Regions from separate parts of the Homo sapiens genome. Here regions 2 and 3 are each linked to region 1. The links are chromatin contacts, found by Hi-C or POLR2A ChIA-PET in ENCODE. All regions are on one chromosome and are shown on one strand. Each heading gives the region's core, a stretch centred on a gene start or an enhancer-like site at or near the end of the contact. The rest is flanking DNA. Distances are from core to core; before and after follow the strand shown. Region 1 holds the start of PRKAG1 (protein kinase AMP-activated non-catalytic subunit gamma 1). Region 2 holds the start of CACNB3 (calcium voltage-gated channel auxiliary subunit beta 3). Region 3 holds the start of ADCY6-DT (ADCY6 divergent transcript).

Region 1 (3,119 bases), core at 515-3,014:
CTGTTCTCTCAATTTGCAGTGCCCTCTCCTAGGTCCAAAGTAATTTTTCTCTCAGCTATTCTGTCACAGTCCTCTGTTTTCATATTGATGACAGCATTTATTATAGTCTACCTTTAAATAACAGCTGTTGCTGGCTTGCCCTCACCATCACTCCAGTTAGGCTGAACATTTTCAAAGCAGGAGTTTTCTTTCTTTTCTTTTTTTTTGGAGACAGGATCTCACTGTGTCACTCAGACTGGAGTGCAGTGGCATGATCTCAGCTCACTCCAGCCTCCACCTCTTTGGATCAAGCGATCCTCCCACCTGAGCCTCCCGAGTAGCTGGGACTACAGGCACACACCACCACCACCACGCCTGGGTAATTTTTGTATTTTTGTTTCTGTCGAGACAGGCTTTCATCATGTTGCCCAGGCTGATGCTGAACTCCTGAGCTCAAGCAATCCACTTGCCTTGGCCTCCCAAAGTACTGGCATTACAGGCGTGAGCCACCACACCTGGCTGAGTTTTCTTTTTCCTCTTTTTAACTTCTACCCCAGAGCCTAATCCAGTACATAAAGTGTAAAGGCTAAATTAGAAAATCTATATAAAAATGCTTTGTAAACCATAATACATTTACAAGTAAGTAGAATATGACATGTCATTTTAAATTTAATGGAATTAGACTCCTTATTTTTGTTTAAGATTATCCTGATTAGTCAGAATTGGCTCCCTTGCCTGGGAGACCAACTGCGAATCATTTTAGTACTTTGGTCGGTTTTCTTTTTGAAAACCTGAAAGAAACAACCTCTCTGTGAGCAGAGAAACGGTGTGGCAAAGAATTACTCTGGGCATGTAATCCAAAGCAAAGTGAACCTGCAGTCCTTTCGTAACTACAGTAGCAGATGATAAAAACCAAGATGGAAAGAGTTACTCTGCCTGAAAGAAGACACATGGTTAAAAACTGTGGAGAGGGAAGTGTATGGGAGGGGTTACAGAGCGCTAGAAAAAGACTCCTGAGAGTGAGGGTGGGTGCAAACATGTAGCAGGCAACCCGCAGCATCTGTGGGAGGGTGACAGGGCCCTGCCACAATTGGTCAATGCCTGCTCGCCAAGAATGAGCTATGCCAAAACCCCTGCTTAGAGTCGCAGAGCGGGCCATGACCTAAAATTGTCCAGGGACACATCGGCCTCTAACACTGCAAGATTTCCTCTTTCAAGCAAACCTCAATTCTCGGTCTTATTAAGGGAATGTGACTTCACTGGACGCAGTATAAAGATCTTCAGATGTCCTCCTGCCGGGGATTGCAGGGATCACAGAAAGACCATCGAGGTCCAGGAGCTACCTGCAAGCGGAGATCCCTCTGGACGCCCCGTGCCTCACCCAGCAAAGCCGGCTCACAACCCTGCGCTCTCAAACCTCTAAAAGGGCTTGAGGTGCCAATAGGAAAGGAGGCCCGAGATTGCCACGGCATACGTGGGCCCCAAGGAGGGAGCCAGGAGTCACTGCCTGCTTGGGCTAAGGGTACCGCGTACGGAAAGGCGGCGGGGACGCGGCCCAGTTCCAGGAGATGCGCCCAACGAAGAAGCGGAGGAACAGGGTCACGGGATAGGGCAGACACCCGGCTGCTTTTTGTTTGCTAGACACCAGCGCCAGCCCCTGCCCGGCCCTCCCGGTCTCCTAAGGGTTGGGGGGGTGTCTTAGGCTCCACAGCGCCCCCGACCGCCCTCCTGCACTCCTCACCGTCTCCATTGCAAGAGGCGCCCGGCTTGGTTTCCTCGCTTTAGGAAACTCTCTTGGGGCAGGCCCCGCCCCACATCCGGTGCGGCGACGCCACTTCCGCCCACGTCATGGCAGTCGCCAGACTGGGGCGGAAGGCAAGGAACCCACCCTTCCGGCGGTGGCGGGCCTCGGTAACCGCCCTCCCCCGGGTCCTCGCGGACCGCACGGATCCGGCTGACGGCGAGGGTCATGGGACGGAGCCGCTTGTATTTAAAATGTTCTTTTTTTATTTGTCGTTTAAAAACAAACTTGGAAGAAGCAAAATCCAAAACTTGCCCTTTGCCTCTCGCAACATAAATATGTACAGTTCAGAATGATCGCTGATACAAAACATGCCAAGGACAGGGGCGCTGAGGGTGGAGGGAGAGAGGGCGCTTTAAAAAAGGGAACCATTTCATCCGTTGTTACGAAGGACCAACCTTGCTGTACAGGATACACACAACACAAAATAAAGTCTTCACGGGATTCACACTTGTCAGCGATTTATTTTTTAAAAAGGGGGAGGGTCCTGGAGGTGAGGGGAGAAGACTGTAAAGGGGAAAACTGAAAACTGAGTATGTGCGAGTGTAAACCAACCCAAAATACAAACACGGGGGCGGGGGGTGGGGTGGGGGATTCTGATGCAATTATACAGGCAGGGTACTTAAAAAAAAAACCAACCAAAATTCCAACCTTGTAGCTTGGGTCTGAGTTATAGTTTATATAAAAATTAAAAACTGTATAAGGTTTCTTCACTAAATTCTACAGGACTATCGGATACCTAGCATATGCTTACAAAGTCTGCCCCATCCCCTTTTCCCAATCCCAGGGCCCAAGCCCCAAACACAGCCTGACTCACGGGAGCCAATCTCCCCCTCCCTGTAGCCTAGACCTTCTGCTCTCGGAAAAGGAACATCCAAGGGCTGTGGCTTTGAGGGCAGCAGCCCAGTCTTCCTACTGTCTGATTTAATTACAGCGGTTCCTGTGGGAGTGGGGGCTGTTATTCTCTTAAACATTTGCAGCTTGAAACAGTTGAGGAAGCAGCTTTAAAAAAAAAAAATCTCCCTACCCCCAACAATCCACAACCCCCCAAATTCAAAACAAAACAAAAACAAACCTAAAATCACAACAGCGACCAAGCTCCCCCTCCAGCAGGCCCGCCCGTCCACCACCACCAAGCCCACCCCTACACTCCAGACATCTGATTCTTGAAAATATTAATTACAAAATGCCCTTTGCCCACAGCCCCTAGAAGAGAACTGCATATAAGCTTCATCTTCATCCCCACGGTTCCCTACCAGAGAGGGGTTTGGGGCCTCACCCACCCCTTACCTACTCCCACCCCCAGGAAGAGGTTCAACTGCAGCACAAGCTTGGGCAG
Region 2 (3,078 bases), core at 472-2,971, 200 kb before region 1:
CTTCTGTGGGTGGAGAGAGTCCCAAAAGGAGAGGCCAGGAGAGTGGATGCAGGGATGGGAAGAGAAACAGCTGCCTCCACCACTGCTTTCTTCACTAGAGCCATCTCCCAGGAGAAGAGCACCTTGAGGGTCTTACTCTTTGACACCTCTCCAGGCCCCTGAAAGAAGGAATTGAAGAGAAAGGATGAAAGAGGGGGATACAAGGAATACTGCGTAACTGGGTGAGGGCACAAAAGTGGGCAGTGTCTGGGAACTTCCAATACAGAAGAATCCAGTATATGACCAAACCCCAGTTGGTGCTGGACTCAGGAGAGGAGACAGTCCCTTCAGCCACAGGGGCTGCAACAAAGTTGTTTGTCAAACCCAGCATGAGGAAGGTGCTGGGCAGGGCTGCTCTGGGCCACCCACAGTAGACAGACTAAAGATGTCAGTCTGAAGATGCAGCTCTTCTTTGTCTTGCCAAGATAACACCGATAAGTGACCCAGGTGGGAAGCCACTTGGTTTGGGTGGGCTTTCTCTCTCCCATGCACAGTGCTTTCTACCATAGATCTTACTAAGCCATGTCAGAGTTTTGGATTTCTGATTCTCCTCAAGCCAAGGAGGGATGAGCAGATTGCTGAACTCCCGGGTGTGAGAAATTGGGAAGGAAAAGGACTGAGCTCAGGGCCAAGAGCATGGGCACCAGGAGGCCTCCAAGTGTAACCCCTGTCTACGCACATCCTCCTCGTGGGGCACAAAGGTAGGCAGTCAAAAATCAAAGAAGGAATTTTGCTCAGGAGATGAAAAAAGGAAAGAGCTCAAATGGGTGGATCTTTGGGGAAAGTTTCCTCAAGATAAGGGCTGCGGCTCTCTTACCCCAAATCTCAATGCTCCTGTAAAGGAGACTGAGTGGTGCAGAGTGGTACAAGCCCTTCTGCTAAGGGGAGAATCTGGCCTTACCCTAGTGACTCCGAGGAGACTGGCCCTTTCCTCTCCCAACCCGAGTGTAGCCAGGATCCCACCCACAACTATCCCCCTACCTCCACCCTCTGGCTTCTTTCCCCTTCCCTTTAGGCTCACCTAAAACAGCCCCTTTCTGCCCCAGTTCCCACGGATGCCTTGGCACTGTCTGGCACAATCCTTGGCAGGGAAGTGGGGAAGGGAACCCCCATCCTGGCAGGACTAAGACAAAATCTATCCGTGCAACAGGTGTGGGGAGGCCTACCCAGCTCACGGAAAGTTCCCCCCTTCTCAAGGGTTGGGCAACACCGCCTTTGCCGCAGCGTCCCCGTACTGAGGGGGCCGGGCACCTGTTGGGGCAGGAGCTGCCGTCCTGTCATTAGCCTGGGGGCACCAAGCCCATTCCTCCCCGGGACCACTGCGGGGTTTGCTTTCGGAGCCTCCGGGACGCACGGGCCCAGACCCGCCCTGCTGTCGCCTGGGACCCCTCCCCCGTCTGCCGCTCGTTCCCGCGCCTCTTCTGTCTCCCACGGTCTCCCCATTTTCCTGTCCTCTCCGTCCTCCCTCTGCCTCTCTCTCTCCGGTTTCCTCGACACCTGCGCCCTCTCCAGTCTCCGCCCGGGTCGCGTCTCCCTCGCGGTCTCAGCGCCCCCTCCCTCCCCCGCCGCAGCCCTTTGTTTCCCGGCGGAGTAGTTCCTGGGTTGCCGAGCGTCTCTGTCTCCGCATCTCTCCTCGCCCCGCCTCCTCCCTGCCTGGATCCGCCCTGCCCGCAGCCTCTCCTCCCCTTCCTCCCCGCCGCCACGGCCCCGTAGGTGCTCGGGGACCCACCTTCCACCTAGCACGGGTTCGTTCCCCTCTCCCGGCCTGGCCCGGGCTCCCCGGTGGCCGCCGCCCCCTCGCCGCCCCCGCCTTCTCCCGGGGAGGGGGTCAGGTGGGCGGGCACTATTGTTGTAGGAGCCGGCGCCAGATTCCTCAGCCGCGCTCGGGGTGGGACCGGCTGGGTTTGGGGGGGTGGGGTGGGGGGAGCGGTGATCTGAGCTCCGAGCAGCTGGTCTTCGCGGCTCGCTCCCTCCTTCGCGCTCTCTCGCTCCCTGCCGCCGCCCGCAGGGCTGCGGGGCTCGGTGGCATCTCCCGGGCGCGGCCCGCAGTCCTTGCCCCTGCCTCCGGGCCGCTCCCGCCCCCGGCGCCGCTCGCTCCCCCGACCCGGACTCCCCCATGTATGACGACTCCTACGTGCCCGGGTTTGAGGACTCGGAGGCGGTGAGTGCCCACGATGAGGGTGGGGGCGGGGAAGTTGGGGTGACACCTCCTCTCCCTTCAACCCTTTCCCCGGTTCAGGACTTTGAAAAACGCCTCAGTGGCAGGGCAGGGTTTGTAGGGGGGCGCTCTAAGAACGTGGGGAGATGGATTTTCATGCCAAGCGTTCCCCAGCGACCCAGACTCAGACCCTGGGGCATCGGGTGTGTGCAGAGAGGGGGCAGTATAGGGGAAGGGCTCAAGCAGGTGGCTCCACGGCCCAGGAAAGAGGGGTGGGAGAAGGCAGGGCTGGAGGCCGAGGGCACAGAGGCTCTGGAGAGGGAACACGCCATGTCTGGAGTTCCAAATTCTGGATTTCTGGGGTCTGAACACAACAGCTAGGAGAGCCGCCGAGGTGGTTGGGGAGGCAGACATTCTAGACCTCTTGTGCCTCAAGCAAACGACACATCAGGGAGCTGAGAGGACATCAGGGAGCCAGGGGCCAACCTCTTCAGACAGACGGATCCTAAAACTTGAGGAGCTCCATTATTCCCTTCCACCCCCTCCATCTCTGCGCATTGCCTCATCTCCTCACCCTTTCTCTAGCCCAGTTTCTCTCCCAGGCTGAAACCTGGGCGCCCAGCACATGGGTAGGCCAGGTGACTGAGCCCCATCTATTCCACAGCCCCCTGCTGAGGCTTCCTCTGCAGCGGGCATCCTGAGCTCTTGCCCAGCATGGAGGGCCTGGAGGTGAGGCCAGAGGAGCTGAGGGCCTGGGGATGGAGAGGAAGCGCTTTGCTCAGAGAAACAGGCAACCGATAAATATTTAATTCTCCTCTTTGCTTTTATCTCCTGACCCACTGAGACAAATCAGCTCATTAAGCAGTGATTCCCGGAGCTCA
Region 3 (3,038 bases), core at 303-2,802, 230 kb before region 1:
TTCTCTATATGGTCCCCCAACCCACTTTGTCCAGCAACCCATCACTATGAGCCCTGGGAGCACAGACCACCTCCCTCCTCCCCAGAGTCAGGCTCCTAAGCCTTGTGCCTCTACCTTCTCCTCCCCTGAGTGTTGGTCCATTTGCACTCTCACAGATCTGCTGTTCTTCATACCACCGGCTCCCACAGCCACAGCCATGTCCCATTCAGCCTGGCAGGCCCAGGCTCAGTGCCTCCCAGACCTCAAGTCCCTCCCAAACCCTGATCAGGCTGAGACCAGAGTTTGGAACCAGCCAAGGCCAAGGCCCAGCCCTAAGGATGGCTCTGCCCACTGCCTTGCCAAGCCTTCCTGGCCACCTCCTGTCTATCCCATCCCCAGGGCCCATCTGCCCCTGCCCTCCTTGGCAAAAGGAGGCTCCAGGGGATTAAAAACGACTTCAGAAAGTTCATGGTAAGAGGCACTGCCCAGGCGGGGCCCAGCAGTGCCAGCACCACCCACCATACTCGGACATGGGCCTCAATTCTTCAATTCTGGGCCTTTCCAGATGTAGAGGAGCCTACCCAGGGCCTGTATCTGTCGGTCCAGTGCCCGCTGCCGCCTTCTCCCATCCCCAGTCCTCACTCTCCCTAAAGATTACAGAGGGCTCCCACATCACCCTTTACTATGCAACCCCCACCAGGTCCCTCCAGCTCACAGGGGTAATCTGGTAAGGAGAGGATATGGGCAAAGAGGCTCCCACGCCTGATTCCACCTCTAGCCTTTCAGTCGAGCCCCAGAGTCTGCTTTGAATAAAGTCAGCTCCCCTGCCCACCCTGCGGCAGGCCTTGGGGGATGTGGGGAGCCGACCCCACCCCTTTCATTCCCAAGGTTTTGGGTGAGGGGAAGGAGAGGGACTCCCGCAGACAGAGGGCATCCCTCCCTCTGCCCAGGCCGGTTCCTCTCCCCTAAATGGAATCTCCCCCAAACTCGGAGACACCCCACAGCCCCGCAGCAAAAAACTCAGGCCAGCCCCTCCCCCAGTACGTGCCAGATCCTCCTGGCCTCCGGGCCAGCCTGGAACTCGCCCCGTGGAGGGAGGCAGGCGGCGGGCGACGGGGGTGGCGAGCGCCGGACCTAGGAGTCCTCGATCCCACTGCCTCCATGACTTCCCTTTGCCAACCCCAACTCCCTCGGGCAACACTGCCGAGACGACCCGTCCAAGGCTTCGGCGCCCCCACCCACAAACTCTTGTCGAGAGCCGCTCGGGTGCGTTCCAATCCTGGCGCACCGGGAGCCCGAGCGGCCACTTCCCCTAGCCCTCAGCGCGCTCACCTGCCGGCCCGGCTCCGCGCCTGCCCTGGGCCCCCGCCCCGCCGCCCCCGCGGGCTCCGGCCGGCCGGCCGGCCGTCCCGCGGTCCTCCGAGCCCGCGCGTCCTGGCCGTCCCGCCCGCCGTCCGCCGTCCGCCGTCCGCCCGGCCCTCGCCCCCTCCCGAGCTGTCCAGCGCAGCCGCCCTCTACCCCGGATCCAGAAGTCCCCTCCCCGCTGGCTCCCGGACTCCCCGCCTTAAAGGCACAAGCTCCTTTTGTCTGGGCATCCCCCTCCCCCTCCCCAGAAGTGGGGGCCGAGTTGCCCACTCCCCTTCCTAGCAGCGGGGTAGGGGCGGAGGAGGCCAAATAATGGGACCCCTCCCTCCGCGCGCCCCCTCCTCTCCTCCGGCCGCTTCCTCCCCCAGTCCTGGGAAGACAAGCAGCTACTGTTCTGGGATCAAGACCCCGCGGGGAGGGGACCTCGCAGCCCGGTCCCCTTCCCTTCACCCCGGCCGCCTCCTCCGGCATTCCTCTCCCGCCCTCACCCCGGGGGTCCCCGAGCGCGCCCGCAAACCCACCCCTCACGGCTACATCCCCCGCCCCGCCCACCGAGGGTCGCCTTCCTTCCTGTCAGGGTCCCAGGGGTTGGGCCGGCGCCCCGCGCCCACTCTTCATCCCCAATTCCTCCCTGCCCCTGCCCCAGCCCCAGCCCCCACCTAGCCATTCCCGCCCTGCCTGTCACGGCCCTGCGCCCTCCCGCGGGAACTCAGTTTAATAATTAATTAAGCTCTCATTCCACAAGGCGCCAGGTGTGTGCGGCCTGCTTGCCCGCACACCACTTCTTTCCTCTTCCCCCCAGTCTCTGGGGCAGCGGCCCCGAGGCGAACCTCGGGGCCCAGTGGAGGGACCCAGGGAAGGGGCACTCTCCCTGCCGCCCCCACAACCCCCCGCCCTACTCTCTGGGAGCCCCTCCCCCGCACCTGCCAACTTGCAGCCTCACCCCCAGGCATCTTTTACCCAAAGGGCTGTGCTTCTCTGCTGGGGGTTGGAGGGGCTACTGGGGTGCATTGCTAAGTGCACGAACTGAGAAACTGGGTCTTTAGTTATTTCCAGCACGGAGCAGCTGCCCAAGTTACCTGGGAGATGGGAAAATCGTGTGAAAGCTGGTTAACCCTTTGAGGATTAGAGTAATGGTGGAAGCAGAAAGGAGAAGGAGTTTCACTCCAGGATGTACGTAGGTGAGTGTGACTTTAGAGGGGGTGCCATTCTGGAGCTGGGAAGAAGGCAGCCTGCCTGGCTTCCTTTTGAGGCCCCCTCTCCATTCCCTCAGTCAGACCTCTAGCTCCTCCTTCCAATTCAGCCCTTCCCCAAGCAGCCTATTCCCCACCCAAGATCCCAAGACCTAGGTATCTGAAGATGCTTCCTCCTCAGGACCAGCCCTCCCTGCAGTCCTGTCCTTCAAGACTCAAGTCTTGTCCACTCCAAATCACCACTGGGATTCCTAAGTCCAGGACAGAGCTTCAGGCAAGGAAAAGAAGAGTTGGGAAAGCCAGTTTCCAACATTTATCAGCCACGTGTACCTGCAAACTATATACCTTGGGTAAATCATCAATCTCTTGAAATGGGAATAAAACCATCTGCCTTGTCTTTCTTACAGGGTTTTCAGAATCAGATAGAGAAATGTTTGTTATAATGTTTGAAAATGGGAAAGTGGTACTTTCTCATTTCTCAGTTGTGCAGGCCTGGCCTGC

What was found. A loop is a pair of places that touch in the nucleus more often than their neighbours do. ChIA-PET counts read pairs that join two places held with the same protein, here RNA polymerase II (POLR2A). Pooled maps may share reads with other maps.
Region 2: a map of naive thymus-derived CD4-positive, alpha-beta T cell shows a loop between it and region 1 (14-fold over the local background). The contact joins the promoter of CACNB3 here to the promoter of PRKAG1 in region 1. A Hi-C loop is called at or near these places in 1 of 168 maps with a recorded cell type or tissue (naive thymus-derived CD4-positive, alpha-beta T cell) and 8 of 50 pooled maps. POLR2A ChIA-PET finds 5 or more read pairs at or near these places in 3 of 52 experiments (GM12878, PC-9 and activated CD4-positive, alpha-beta T cell).
Region 3: a pooled map shows a loop between it and region 1 (3-fold over the local background). The contact joins the promoter of ADCY6-DT here to the promoter of PRKAG1 in region 1. A Hi-C loop is called at or near these places in 1 of 50 pooled maps. POLR2A ChIA-PET finds 5 or more read pairs at or near these places in 3 of 52 experiments (Caco-2, GM10248 and HEK293T).

What each region holds. Positions count from the first base shown.
Region 1 is chr12:49,017,012-49,020,130 of GRCh38, forward strand. It overlaps PRKAG1 (protein kinase AMP-activated non-catalytic subunit gamma 1), which reads right to left and starts at 1,765. Exons shown (of 12, transcript NM_002733.5): 1 at 1,721-1,765. The coding sequence starts at 1,729. It overlaps KMT2D (lysine methyltransferase 2D), which reads right to left. Exons shown (of 55, transcript NM_003482.4): 55 at 1,967-3,119. DDN-AS1 (DDN and PRKAG1 antisense RNA 1) reads left to right here. Exons shown (of 2, transcript NR_147179.1): 2 at 1,225-2,229. RefSeq lists enhancers at 806-1,396, 1,969-2,168.
Region 2 is chr12:48,816,775-48,819,852 of GRCh38, forward strand. CACNB3 (calcium voltage-gated channel auxiliary subunit beta 3) reads left to right here and starts at 1,722. Exons shown (of 13, transcript NM_000725.4): 1 at 1,722-2,200. The coding sequence starts at 2,156. LOC101927241 (a long non-coding RNA gene) reads right to left here and starts at 158. Exons shown (of 3, transcript XR_245978.4): 1 at 1-158. RefSeq lists a silencer at 1,520-1,989.
Region 3 is chr12:48,787,595-48,790,632 of GRCh38, forward strand. It overlaps ADCY6-DT (ADCY6 divergent transcript), which reads left to right and starts at 1,553. Exons shown (of 3, transcript NR_110019.1): 1 at 1,553-1,633; 2 at 2,391-2,525; 3 at 2,719-2,941. It overlaps ADCY6 (adenylate cyclase 6), which reads right to left and starts at 1,495. Exons shown (of 22, transcript NM_015270.5): 1 at 1,312-1,495. RefSeq lists an enhancer at 1-442.